2 separate regions of the Homo sapiens genome follow, and region 1 is linked to region 2. A link is an interaction called in ENCODE POLR2A ChIA-PET data of the cell type or tissue named here. Cell type or tissue: OCI-LY7. All regions are shown on one strand. Each heading gives the region's core, and the rest is flanking DNA. Links, peaks and the distances in the headings are about the cores only.

What was found. Peaks named below come from ENCODE experiments on the same cell type or tissue, not always from the same donor. Only the 100,000 strongest peaks of a DNase experiment are listed, where the experiment ranks them.
Region 1: POLR2A ChIA-PET joins it to region 2 with 9 read pairs; 4 of 35 experiments call an interaction of 5 or more read pairs at or near these places.

What each region holds. Positions count from the first base shown.
Region 1 is chr3:177,063,382-177,067,784 of GRCh38, forward strand. TBL1XR1 (TBL1X/Y related 1) reads right to left here. Exons shown (of 16, transcript NM_024665.7): 3 at 1,539-1,641. The coding sequence starts at 1,596. Among named protein-coding and RNA genes, the nearest start is that of TBL1XR1-AS1, 28 kb to the left of the region's middle. In OCI-LY7, for the core only: no CTCF peak of the experiment used is centred there; no DNase peak of the experiment used is centred there; H3K27ac peaks cover 568 bases.
Region 2 is chr3:177,322,961-177,327,363 of GRCh38, forward strand. LINC00501 (long intergenic non-protein coding RNA 501) reads left to right here. Exons shown (of 2, transcript NR_047465.1): 2 at 1-475. Among named protein-coding and RNA genes, the nearest start is that of LINC00501, 31 kb to the left of the region's middle. In OCI-LY7, for the core only: no CTCF peak of the experiment used is centred there; DNase peaks (open chromatin) are centred at 1,478, 2,431 and 2,751; H3K4me3 peaks cover 1,330 bases; H3K27ac peaks cover 2,572 bases.

The DNA.
Region 1 (4,403 bases), core at 103-4,102, 260 kb before region 2:
TTTACCATACACCAACAAGCCTTTACAATATATTTCCCATCTACTGATCCTTCACAATGGTTTTTGCTCCAGTGTCCAAAAGTCTCAAAGCTCTGGCTTAAAAGGTGATTAAATTTAAAAGCAGAAAGAAGAGTTTGCTTTAACCCAACAAATTTTTTCCATTTGGGTTGAAAGTGCTACACAACTTTCAAACACAAGTATTTGAAATTGTTAAACTTGTTTACAAGTTACATACGTAACAATCACTAGTCACTACTTTTTCACTTTATTAATCATTTTATCTTATTCAAAACATTCTTTAGATCTGCCTTCAGTACCAGTCTACCAGTTTAAACAAAGAAAACAAAACAAGAGCTATTAACTTCAAAGCTTCATTATAAATTATTCTCTGTGGGCTTGGATACTAATCTCTCTTTCCCTCCCTGTCCTTCTGGACATCACTTTCACAGCTGTTACACCTCAGAGAGGGGCAGTGATGGTGCTTGGGAATAGAAAACCCCTACCCCCAAAAAATGCTCAGCACTGAAGAACAGCTGGGAACATCTCAGCAAGCAACAGGCTCTCAGACCGAAAGCCATGTTTGTATTCCTTGCATAGGAAAGGACAACTAACTATGCCATACAAGAAGAATGATTCAAGTCTCAAAACCATAAACTGGGGGCTCAATATTCTACAAGCTTAGACCTCTACTTTATCCTTCCATCCTCCCTCACACTTGACTACCAAAATTATCTTTTTTATGGGGCACCTCACCTTACTGCTAAAACATTACAGTAACTTTAAGGTATAATTTCTAAAATTCAATCTCTAGACCATGACATTTAAAATCACCAAATGCTTTCATTTTTTAGTAGCAATCGGCATTTCCATTGCAATTAATCTTTCTCACCATCCTATACCTCCACCCATACCCAACCATGTTCCCTCTTCTACTTTTAAATTTTTGCTTAATCCATCCACATTTCCCCTTGCAGTATTCCTTCTGTTTTATCTATCAATAAAACTTGGAAGATCACTGATTGATTTAATATTAGTTGCAAATGGCTTTCAATGATTTCTATTTATAATTACTCCCATTACAATAATAACAATTCAGATCAAGGATACACTTAATTCAAATAATAATTTTGAAAGCATTCTAGGAAAATACTGTTAATTTAATTTCCAAAATACTAACTACAATTAGGACCAACAACATTTAATTGAGAATTCTGGATATACATTATCAAACTGATGGTGGCTAAAAGTTTTTATGTTCCTACTACATATGCAATAATCTCACCTCATAACAGATTATAAAAATGGTCTTTGAACAACGAAAGCCAAACTGTTACAAATAATTGCCTTGTTTGCAACATATTTGAAAGAGTCAGAGAGTTAAACCATGCAGTAAAACATAGCTTTAAAATGGCAGTCCAGACATTAAGAAAACATACAAAGTTCAACGGTTTGGACTGATACAAATTTCAAATGCATAAAAGATTATTTTGAGAATATTAAAATAATTTGAGGCCTATTTACTTTATAAAAGTACTCACCTGACTCTTGCAAGTATCTATATACCAAGAAGTTGACCTCATCACTGCTTATACTCATCTTTATTCCCACTTAAACCATGAGGTCACAACACAGGATATAACCCTAAAAATAAAACAAAGTTAATTATTTTCTCAGTAAAATATTTTTAAACAAGATGTAAACAATGTTGTAAAAACCATTTGATTTTATTAAATGATGTAAAACGAAGGTTCTACATTGCCTAATAATAAAACCTGACAAAGTTGCTTCCAATAGTTAGGAAAATGATTATACAACCAAAACATGGCTGGTGTTATTTTTCTTCAAAGTAACATACTGGCAAAAATAAAACAAAATTTTTTAGAGGGCTTTAGCATAATATTTTAATGATTTTATCAAATAGCATAAAATGTTGCTCACTTTTTCTCCTTAACTGTAAAAAGAAGTAAATTTTAAAAATAAAAAATATTAGTTATTTGCAAGAAGGCTGATTTAGTTAAAAAAGAATATCAGTTACTTGGGAAAAGACCATTGGGTGGGGTAGAACCATGAGTTATCCACTCCAGTTTTATCTATGAAACTTGGCAGGATATGAAGTCTCTATTTTCTCACCATCTCATCTGTAATGTTCAAGTCTCAAAAAGCTCTAGGTATGTATGAGATAGGCTGGAATACAGTTCCCAAAACTCAAATGATGCTTTCTTACTGGACATACTTAAACCTTAACACGAAGTGGGGGAAAAAAGAAAACTGAGGCATGACTCAAATATATCTAATTATACTTATTTGTCCTCATGTCACAGAAATGACTGAAAGGAGAGGTCAGGAAACTTTTATATAAAGAGCCAAACAATAAATATTTCAGGCTTTATCAGCCATACAGCCTGTTACAATTACTCAATTCTGCTGTGTGGTGCAAAAGCAGCAACACACAATATGTAAACAAACGAGTGTGGCTGTGTTCCAATAAACTCAACTTATGGACACTGAAATTTGAATTTCATAATATCATTGTATCATAAAGTATTATTCTTCTGATTTTTTTTTCCTAAGCACTTATAAAAATGTAAAGACCTTTCTTTGCTTGTGATTCTTATAAAAGGAAAGCGAGCTAGATTTGGTCCACAGAGTGTAGTTTGCCAATTCCTCTTTAAAAATGATATATTCACATCTATTCAGCATAAAGAAATATCTAACGTGGAACTATGCTGGTTGTCCTGCCACATCATGGATTTCTTTATGATACAGTTAGCAGATTTTTTAAAAAAATCAAAAATTAACAAGCATTTGAGTAGGCTACCAGGTGACAAACTGCTACTGCCCTACATTGAGGACAAAGTGGTGACTAAGTACCACCCATCAAGCTTGTCATAGGGAGAAAGACAAATGGGAGGCAATGACAATTTTCTAGTGGACACACACAGAAGAAGCCCTAACTAAAGTTAGCAGTCTAGGAACACATTTAGAAGGAGTGTCCTTGGTATTCAGACTAAAGGAGGGGCACGAAAACAAGGGTGCTTGGGGAAGGGAGGGAGTGAACAGAAGCATCCCATGAGCTGCAGCAGGTGTGGAAGGAATGAGTGAGGACAGAGACGAGTAAGGCTTGAAATGCAGGCAGAAACTATATTCAGGAGGACCTTCAAGGCAGCACTAAGAGAAAACAAATCCATTAAACAGTTTCAGGAAGAGCAGGGAAAAGCACAGACTATAAAGAAGCTAGATTGGAGTAAGAGGAATTAGGGAGCCAAATTAGGAAAATATTGCAGTAACTCAGGAGAAGACTAAATCCTGGACTGTCACAGAGGAACACTGGGGTTCCAAAAATATTTAGAAGGTAGACTCAATGGTAACTGACTGGATGCATAGTTGAGGCATAGTTGAGGAAAAGGAAAGAATCAAAGGTTTCTCTCTGGACAACTGAACGGTTGGTACTGTCAATTACTGAGATGGGAAACCACAGAGGAAGAGTGACAATTACAATATCTTCATCTAAAGAAAAGGTACCCTCTTCACCAAAAAAATTAATTCAAAGAGTACAATTAACTTTATATAACCTGAATGTTTATTACATGCTTAATGGAATAAGTCAAATACTCTTTTGAGGATACTGGCCCAGGGCACTGGTCTAGATGTACTATAGTACACTAGATGGTAAATGTTCTGGCAGGACACCTTCCTCAACTTTAGCCTAACCACCAGTAAGGTGCGGTATTGTGCTCGGCACACATAGCAGGCACAGTCAATTCTGAAGGCATGCTAAATTGAATGACTTTAAAAACAAAACATCCAACCCCATCCATGATAAAATTATAAGAAATTAAATCATAATTTGATCAATCATGAATATGTTTGTCACGGGGAACAATTAGCAACTATTTTATTTTTAGGATTTCCCAAAATGAGATGGGCTAGGTGGAATCCAACTGAGACAGACTGACAAAGAAACAGTAAATTTTCTTTTCCCCTAATATCATTCAGTCCAAAACTTGGATGAAAGTATCCAACCTGCAAAGGTTTTTCACAATGCTCATTCTGATTAGCAAAGGCCATCAATTTCCCAGCTGAAACTAGTAACAAGTGATGCTTCCAGCACCACCTAATGCATTCCAGGGCAAAGAAAAATACAAATCAAAATGATATAAATTATTGCTTTTAAAAATTCCTGCAATAAATATATATTGCTGGTATATTTTTAAGTCATAATAAAAAATACCAAATAAGAGCAGGAAAGTTATCTGTCCAAACTGCTATAAACTGATTATTTAATTGATCATAGTGCTATATTAGTTCCCGGCAATTAAGTTTTTTTTTTAAAGGAAAAAGACCTTGAAAGGCTTACTTCTAAAACAACTTAAAAGCCTATGTGCCAAAGAGTGAAATTAGAG
Region 2 (4,403 bases), core at 279-4,278:
TGTCTGCTTAAATCGCCACTCTCCTCATGACATTTGGCAGGACTAGGAAGTTCACGTGTCAGTCCCGCTATTGGCCCACGTGACCCCATCCCCAAAGACAGGCAGTGAACCCCTGTGTTTTTATGCCATATGAACTGAGAAGTAGACGCATTCTGTGTAATGGATACACACTGAGGCTGCAATTTTTGAAAAGTCATTGTTTTGACTTCCCTATATTCACATCGAATAACGCTTTTAGTCTTTGCCCTCAGTACTCTAGAAGGGGCTATATAGCCTGTTTTTGTATTTGTGGGAAAAAGACTAGAAGCTGGGCAAAATGCCACCAGGAAGACTAACATGGCGACGTGATCCCAAGGGAAACTGAGGTCTCACACTGTCCAGCAACAGAAGGAGGTTGAATTCTGGAGGAGGTTTAATTTTTTAAAAACTCAAACTAATAAAAGATGTTCACAAATATTAAATATTTTTATTTGGACTCTGTGTGTATTTTAAATTTTTTATTATCAACATAAAAAATATATGCTGGTATCTGTTGAGATCCAGTTAGGAAAAGAGAAACCATACTGGATGTTTTAAACAGAGGCGGGTAAATACAAGGAATTACTAGCCTGAAAAAAAAAAAGGATAGCGAACTAACCAAGAGATTATGAAAATCATAAGTAGCTACCATCCCTACAGCTATGAGGAGCCACTGCCTCAGACTGGGGTTTGGGGAGAGGCCGTGGCTTAGTTGTTATTGAGGCTGCTAAGAGGGTGTCACACAGCTGTGCCCAGTCACTGAGAGCACCTGCCCAGCTGGCTGAAGCCTCTGCAGAGGTGCCTCATGGCTATGCTAGAAACTGTGTGGGCTTCTAGGAGGCCACTGTGCAGCTGATGTCCAGACCCAGAGGGGATTTGGCCTGGCCATCCTCGGGGTGCCAAAAGATGCTAGAGGCTTTGCTGTGTCTGTGCTGGAGAGATGCTGACGATGGCCAAAGGCAGGAAAAGTATCTCCTCTCCCCTTCTCCCTTTCATAGTTCCCTCAATGCCTCTCACTGGCAGAATTTAACTGGCGAAAGTTGGTAAAAAGAGTCTTAGAAATGTGGTTCGCGGCCAGGCATGGTGGCTCACACTTGTAATCCCAGCACTTTAGGAGGCCGAGGCAGGCGGATCACCTGAGATCAGGAGTTCGAGGCTAGCCTGGCCAACATGGTGAAACCCCATTTCTACTAAAAAATACAAAAATTAGCCAGGCGTGGTGGCACGCACCTGTAGTCCCAGCTACTCGGGAGGCTGAGGCAGGAGAATCGCTTGAGCTCGGGAGGTGGAGGTTGCAGTGAGCCAAGAGCACCAGCTTGGGCGACAGAGCAAGACTGTCTATAAAAAGAAAAGAAATATGGTTCTCATATCCCTAACCCCAGCATCACAGAGCACTGTGTAGAAGCTGCATCTGGGGCTGAGAGGCGGTAGGTGAATAAGCATCACAGATCCTCCCGTTGGGTACCAAGCATCCACATATCATCCTCTACCCATTTGAAAACTTCTCTACTGCAGCAATAGTAACTTCATGCTTCTGGTAGCAAGTTGTAACTTCCCTTTGAAAACATGCTTTCAACTTCTACCCCTAAAATGGAGTTACAAATCTCTTAACACTCTTCACATTCATCTCTGGGTGATGTTAATTATTGTTTTTATTCATAAGAGAATATATATATATATATAGTGTATATACATTTATATACTCTTTATATATTATAAAGTTAATTATCACCAACAGTGTTTATATAAAATATTTGAAAGTTAGGAGGAAAAAAAGAAGAGAAACAAATGAAGACAAAAGTATTCGTATCCACTACTTTATTTCTGGAACTGGTCACAAAGCCACAGTTAATATTTATAAATTCCTTTTTCTACTACCTATTCTACATTTCCCTTGCCTTCCGCCAGCTGGTCAGTATTCTTTATCTAGTGAAGTGACCCGGAAGGGTCTGAGGTTTTTTCAGCCCCCCACCTTTATTTTTTTTTATTTATTTTTATTTTTGAGATGGGGGCTCACTCTGTCACCAGGCTGGAGAACAGTGGCGCAATCTCAGCTCACTGCAAACTCCGCCTCCCGGGTTCAAGCCATTCTCCTGCCTCAGCCTCCTGAGTACTTGGGATTACAAGCGCACATCACCACGCCTGGCTAATTTTTGTATTTTTAGTAGAGGCAGGGTTTCACCAGGTTGGCCAGGCTGGTCTCAAACTCCTGACCCCAAATGATTCACCCACCTCGGCCTCCCAAAGTGCTGGGATTGCAGGCGTGTCCCACTGCATCCAGCCCAAAGCCCTGTCTTTATCAGGCATAAAAAATGACAGAGATGCCTTAGAGAGTCCCTTCAGCTCCAGATCTAGTATGCCCCGGCCACACTGTGCAGCAGCCAATACAGCTAAACAGAAGCAATCACCCCAACCAGTGCAGTAACCTCTTCCTTTGTCTGTTCGTTCAGTGACACAAGGAACTGAAATTGCCAGATGGTAATCTCAACTTCCAATTCAATAGAACAATTGTTGTTTCCCTGCTAGAATCATTCTTCCTTTAGGAACCAAGCTCTCTAACAAGTGGAACACAAAGCTATGGGAATAGGAAGCAAAAATTCTATAAGTGGGTTATTGGGAGGAACAGTGAGAGCAACTATTGTCATTTTTACCTCTTTATTTCCAGAACCATAGATTCTGGCTATGGGGAAAGAAGCACCACGTATTGGTCACAGTTTTAAGTGCATATACTGCATCTCGTAGGATAGTGATTTCACCCCACAGATGTTCTCTCAACTGAGTCGTTAGGAGACCATTCTACCTTTTCTCTGAGGCCAGATCCTTTTTTTTTTTTTTTTTTTTTGAGACAGAGTCTCACTCTGTCACTCAGGCTGGAGTGTAGTGGAAGCTGTCTCGGCTCGCTGCAACCTCCACCTTGTGGGTTCAAGTGATTCTCCTGCCTTAGCCTCCCATGTAGCTGGGATTACAGGCATGCACCACCATGCCTGGCTAATTTTTTGTATTTTTAGTAGTGACGGGGTCTCACCATGTTGGCCAGCCTGGTCTCGAACTCCTGACCTCAGGTGATCCACCTGCCTTGGCCTCCCAAAGTGCTGGGATTACAGGCGTAAGCCACCACACCCAACCGAGGCCAGATCTTTCTAAGAGTTAGTGATAAGACCAGTGAGTTCCATGGGCATGAGCCCATTGCTATACTTTTTTCTTTTCTTTTTTAATGAGTTCCTTAGCCTGAACAATGTTGCGTGGGATACCATGAAGGTGGATAAGGCAATCCATAAGTCCATGGATAGTGTGTTGGCAGAAATATTGCAACCAAATAAAACAAATCAATATCCAGATTAAGTGTCTATTCTGGGGAAGACAACTAGAGCTCCTCATGATGGAAGTGGTTCAGTGCCGCTGGTGCCTGGATTGTCCCCCTTCCCTACCAAATGGTGGTATAATAGAAACGTGTGTTGGCCTCTGCTACTGTCAGCTTAAGCACTTAATGGTGGTGGTGAGCAGATCACCAATGGGAAGTCTATGGTGCTGAGCCCATATGCAGCCTTCGTCCTTGCTGGCATGGTCTTTTGTATATGAATCTATTGAGCAAGTACCTGTTTGGAGAAATAAGCTGACAGACATCCATTGAATAAGCCATCCTTCCTACCTGATTATTGAGAGCTCTGTAGCAGATGCCTTTGTGAGCGTTCGCACAACACTTAAATACCCTCATGCTCTGACAATTAAGAGGTCCGTCCACATACTGCTTTGCAGACAATATTCTAATCCTTTCTTTCTAAATTCCTGATTGTTCAGCCAAACCATTAGCCATTATACACGAAGCAGTAAACGTCCATCCGTATCTCAGGCCATCTCTCAATCCAAAGCGGACAAGGAGATAATGTTGCTTAAAGTCTTTCCACTGAAAGGATTTCTCTTTTCTTTTTCTTTTTCTTTCTTTTTTCTTTTCTTTTCTTTTTTTTTTTTTTTTTTTTGGTAGAGACAGAGTTTCACCATGTTGGCCAAGCTGGTCTTGAACTCCCAACGTCAGGTGATCATCCAGCTCAGCCTCCCAAAGTGCTGGGATTACAGGCATGAGCCACTGCGTTCGGTCAGGATTTCTCTTTCTTAGTGTGTTTGTTTGTTTTAGCACACTTCTTATCGTGGCTATAATGCTCTATTCCTAGCTTGCCAGTGTACTGGAAAAAAAGAAATCTATAAACCAGATTCTTCTTCAGCAATTTGTTCACAGGGAGATCACCATAAAAACCTAACACTGGATGAAGGAAAGATGGCAATGCTGCAGAAGAATGTGCCATAGGAGCCCGAGCCTTCAGTACACGTGACTACATTGTTGCTTCAGAATCTGCTGGAGTCTGGTTTGGTGTGTACCATTTCCACTT